Regions from separate parts of the Mus musculus genome. Here region 1 is linked to region 2. The links are chromatin contacts, found by POLR2A ChIA-PET in ENCODE. All regions are on one chromosome and are shown on one strand. Each heading gives the region's core, a stretch centred on a gene start or an enhancer-like site at or near the end of the contact. The rest is flanking DNA. Distances are from core to core; before and after follow the strand shown.

The links. ChIA-PET counts read pairs that join two places held with the same protein, here RNA polymerase II (POLR2A).
Region 1: POLR2A ChIA-PET joins it to region 2 with 13 read pairs in Patski. The contact joins the promoter of Arhgap11a here to the promoter of Zfp770 in region 2. POLR2A ChIA-PET finds 5 or more read pairs at or near these places in 3 of 5 experiments (Patski and embryonic stem cell).

What each region holds. Positions count from the first base shown.
Region 1 is chr2:113,847,332-113,850,031 of GRCm38, forward strand. Arhgap11a (Rho GTPase activating protein 11A) reads right to left here and starts at 1,330. Exons shown (of 12, transcript NM_181416.3): 1 at 630-1,330. The coding sequence starts at 758.
Region 2 is chr2:114,200,164-114,202,863 of GRCm38, forward strand. Zfp770 (zinc finger protein 770) reads right to left here and starts at 1,269. Exons shown (of 2, transcript NM_175466.4): 1 at 1,174-1,269.

The sequences.
Region 1 (2,700 bases), core at 80-2,579, 350 kb before region 2:
CATGGCATGGCATGGCATAGCATGGCATGGGTCCAACAGTGCACACACACAAAAGTAACTGGGGAGCAGGGGGTGGAGGTGAGGATCCTGAGACTTTAGCAAAAGTGAGTGATTAAAACAACACAAAACAAAAAACTTCAACCAACTCTGGTTTCTCAATTTGCTTGTTAAAAAAACAGCTTTGTTTTGTCAAGGACAAATGTTGATGTTGGGTGGGTAATGTCTACTCTGCTAAAGAGATCAGAAACTGCGAAAATGTCGGGCAGCAGGCCTCTTCGTAAATTGCTGGATACAGAAGGATCCTATGAAGCCTATTTCTAAACTTGGCCTGACTGTCTCCCTAATGATTCGTTTGAAATGTTCTGACTGCCCACCCCAGCCTGACAGGATAGTGTGTTCCCCTCCCCCACATACTGCTTGTTTAAAACACGACAGATTACCAGATCGGTGGCACAGTATTTAAGTAGGGAGCCTGGTATCCTATTCCTAGCACTGTAAAACAAAACAAAAACCCACGGCAACATAGGGAGGCACGTCTGATCATCACCACCGAGACTGCATTCTAACCACGTGTCTTTCTTATCCAGAATAAAATGGGTATGCCCTTGTCCCAACACGTTGTAACTTACCTTTATTTCCGTAGCTGCAGTTTCATGTCTCCTGCGATCGCACTGACCGCGGCCACCCTTGACCTTAATGCCATAGACAGCTCGAAGCTGCTGCAGCAGGGCCAATCTGACCAGTCTCTGATCCCACATCCCGAACACGTCGCCTACTCTCCGAGGCCGACTCCGGGTCCTGACTTTCTTTGCCACCAACCAACTCTTCCACTTGCCAAACGCCCTCAGGCTCGCTCTGCTCCGCTGCCTTCCAGCCACCTCTGGCACTCTTCCTCCACTTTCCCTCGATCCACTTACACAGACCTTCTTCTCTCGCGCCTCTCTTCACTCTTGTTTCACTTCCACCAGCCTTCTTTCCGGGTCGCTCAGCCCTGTCAGTTACTTCCACAAACTTCCCTTTTTTCTGACTCTTCCGTTTCCCCAGACTAACGCCTGCAGCTAGTTTCTCGCTTCCGGACACTTCCACTTATCCTCTTCCCCGCAGGGTGGCCTTCCCCGCTCTGATTTCTTGAGATGGAAATGCAACCTTAAGCTACTCCCTCCAGCCGGGCCAGCCGGCTGCTCAGGGATCCCCAGTCCCGGTCCCTGCCCGGGCTGGTCCCCGCCGTCACCCCGTCTCACACGCAGCCTTTCCCCTAGCCCATCAGCCTTGCCTGTGGCCCCGGCCCGCTAAAGCTTAGTGACTCGGCTCCGCCAGCGCCCCACCTTCTCGGCACACATCAGACCCGACGCGACCGCACCTGAGCAGTGGCTCAAATGCCAGCGCCAAACAGCGCTCCGCATCCGATTGGCCCGCTCCTGTTTTCAAAATGAGGACCCTTTGGGGTGGCCAGGAGCTGCCTGTCTAAAAGGTTCCGGCAAAGCCGAAAGCACAGCGAGCGTTGAGATCAGGGTTAAGAAATGTGAAGAGAGTGAGTTCCTCTTTCTCTTTGCCTATTTCTTTGGAAGAAAAATGTCAAAAACGTGTTCAAATATGTTTGCTTTGCTCTTCGGACAATATACTTCGGAGATCCGAATAGACAGCTCATAACCTCCCCCCACTTCCGCCCTTTCATTTCTCCACTAAAGCTAAAGGTCCCGTCATAGGGAAAACCGATTCTACGGAAGGCGGGAGGAGTCAAGTTTAGTTATGAATCACAAACGCCGTTTGTTGTTGTTGTTGTTGTTGTTTGTTTTGTTTTGTTTTTGAGACCCGGACCCAAGGTCTTAGAAGGGAATTGGAACTGTGAGCCATTGGTCCTTCTTTGGGAGACTGGTGGTATTATTAAATTTTCTTACATAAGGTAATTAAGGTAATTAAGCACAACAAAGATGACTTGTCACGAGAGAGTAGTGGAGGAATACGGAGCTGTAGGAGGCAGCTGCAGCAATAGTTTACCTCTGTGGGACTTGGTTAAAGGACCAGAAGTCCTGTTTGCCATTGCCATTACTGAAACCTCAGCTGTCTGATTTAAATGCATGACATCACCTTCTCCTCTTGTTTCCCAGAGCTGCCTTTCCTTTTCCAAACACCAGTAATCCTACTCTCTCTCTCTCTCTCTCTCTCTCTCTCTCTCTCTCTCTCTCTCTCTCTCTCTTTCTCTCTCTCTCTCACACACACACACACATGAGAGAGAGAGAGAGAGAGAGAGAGAGAGAGAGAGAGAGAGAATGTGTATGCATTCAGTCATAACTATAAAAATAACTTATGTTGTGTATATCCTTCTCTAGGCCACGTTGTTCTGGTTCTTCGATGGCTAAGAATTCCTTTTAAGGTGCTTAGGTTAGCTTTTGAATATTAAATAGTGCTTTCTATTTACATCCATGTATGTATGCACTGGATAGTTTTTATGTCACCTTGACACAAGCTAAAATTATCTGAAGGGAGGGAACCTCAAGTGAGGAAAATGCCACACGTTCCAGCTGTAGGGTATTTTCTTACTAAGTAATTGATGGGGAAGACCCATCCCATTGTGAGTGGTGCCATCCATGGGCAAGTGGTTTTCGGTTTTGTAAGAAATCAGTTTGAGAAGGCTATAATGAGTAAATCAGGAAGTAGCACTCCTCCATGGCCTCTGCATCAGTTATTGCTTTCAGGTTC
Region 2 (2,700 bases), core at 19-2,518:
TTGAGTGTGGGGAACTCAAGAACTTCTCCAATCTTTTTGTATACTTCTCCTTCCACTTACTGATTCTACAGACTACCACCCTCTCTCAAAAAAACAAAAAGTCTCGCACTAAAACAACACAAGGCAACTATATGATTATAAACAACAGGCACTGGCTACCTCTAGCTCCTGTACTCAAAAGGGTCTGCGGTCAAGTAGCTATCACTAGTATTAGGATTGGATACGCACTTACTGCGAACCCTACCTTGTCAGAATCATTTGTGGCAAGTGGTGATCTCACTTCCTATTTATAAGTAAAAGGTCAGGGATTTCCACACTCCAAGCACAATCCCCCCTGTGGACTTAGAGGTTTAAATCCCATTCACCTGATCTTTTTTCCCCCATTGGCTTTTTAAACTTTTTAAAAAATACACAAAAGCTAATTTTCACGTTAAAGTGAAACATGACAAACCAATGGATGTGCCTCAATGACTATCCAGACATTATAACATGATAGGAGCTCACACAACGTTAAGCCAAGTAACTATAAAAACTGACATCGATAAAATCCAATGTTGTTTCAAGGTTGAAAGTAGCACTGTCTTTGCAAATACCTCTTTAAAAGAAAATCACAAAATACAAAATAAATTACAAGAAAGAAATAAAACACCGTAGAGAAACTTAAGAGTTCCAACTGGAGAATTATCTATGGTAACATTTACAACAGTCTTCGCCTCTTTCTTTCTTTTTTTTTTTTTTTTCTTTTTCTCTCCATGGCCCACTCTCTTGGCCTTGAACCATCCATGCATCACCTTTCCCTAGACGGAAGCTATGTGTTTGGCCTCATCTGCTGTGCAAGTAAGGAGTCTGCAGGGGTCAAGCCGAGTTCAGGGACTGTGATATCCCATGCCTAGAAAAGAAGGGCAAGGGTGAAAGCTCCACTGACTGCAGCCAGAAGATGGGGTGCAGGGGAAGAGCTGAGTGAAAGATGGGAAATAAGTGATTCGACCCCAGGAGATGGGGCGCGGGGCTCAGCTCTTTTGAGTTTACCGCTCTGACGAAGCACATGCAAGGAGCCGAGGTCGTGGCACCCTGTTCGGATCCCCAGGAACCTCGGCGGGACTTGGGCAGGCCTGACCCTCCCCGGGATTCGTTCCATCTCGCACGCAGGCTTCTGGGGTCCTCCACACTCACCCGGAGCTGGCAAACGCCGGGCAGGGACGCATCTCAGAGCCTGGGTTTCGCCAAGACGGCAGGCAAGCTCACGTCCGCAGGGTCAGCGCGGCGACTGGCTGAGTGCGCAAGCGCGGCGTTCAGGCGCGCTCTGAATGTGGTCCGTCCGGAAACATCCTCTCACGATCTTTGGGCCCTTGCTTGCTTTTTATCCACCCAGTGCTGCAATTTCCAAGGAGAGAAAAAGGAAGACTCTAAATGGATGCATGCACTTTCTGCCCTACTGTTACCGACCCTTCATTGTGGAAGTCCCAGAAAGGACTGTAAAACGCCAGCTCTTATTGGAATCCATGATTAGAGTTCAAAGCCCATTCATAATTTTTTGTAAGCTCAGGGCTGTTGGTAAAACTCTCAGTATTAGGTACATTCTAGATCACGACTGTTCTCAGCATTTCATATTTCTGTAAATACGACCAAGAGGTGAAGGCATACAGAATCAGCTTCTCTCAGGGGCCCTATCCATTGTCCTGCCAGGGGCTGGTCTTGCTGATTTCACTAGTTCTATGTATTTTGGACATTTACAATATAGAAAACTCTTTGCCCAGCATTTTGGGTCTTCTTTGATGATTTATGTAAGATGTCTTTGGACAACATGCATGTAAAATACTCGACATTATACCAAATACAAAAGCTTTGTGAAATGATAGAACCCTTATTAGGGTCCAGGAATAGCCACACAAACGACTCAGACACCAATCTCAGTAAGGAATGGATGATTTATTGAATGCACACTCCAAATACAAATCTGTGATGGGAGCAAGCATCAGAACCAGTTTTTCTATGGAATAGGTGCATTTGCAGCATTTACAACATTTGCAACATATAGGCTATCTAGACAAAGCAGAGCTGACTGACCTTTAAGCTGATAGACTAGGTCTAGAGGCCAACAACTGAACAGGGGAAATTCTGTTCTTGATAAAGGAAATCAAGGCATTAATGATGCAGGACTCAAAGTTTATCATTAGAAAATATAAGCATCGGGGGCTGGGGGGGGGTGCTCAACCAAGGCTGTGATGAGTGAAGTTAACCCAGGGGACCAATTCAAAAGGGATTCATACCAGCTCTGTTTTCTTTCTTTCTCTGTTGTTCCCTATCAAGGATGTTACTTCTAATTTTTACCAGAGTGTCCCTGATTACCCCAGAGTGATTAACTTATAAACAACCTTGCTCTCCAAGGGCCATACATAAGCCCCCTTCTTTTAAGAACAATAAATTTAGAGCCCTTTGACTCTGTAGGACTACTTCAGCTAAGGAGTCTTCTTGAATTTGTAGGAAGAAGGTGGCTGAGTGAAGCTGGGCTAAGTCTTTATCAACTTGTACTCTCAGGTATTTTTACAATGCTGGCATCCCGGGACTAGAGCTGTCCTATCATGTGCAGGAGAGCCTGCTATCCCCAGTCTTACTAGTGTGGGTATCAGAATAGGGGCACTACCTAGTTGTTGCAGGAGACCTTTGTGACTGCATCCTGCAGTATCTTCATAATAGGAA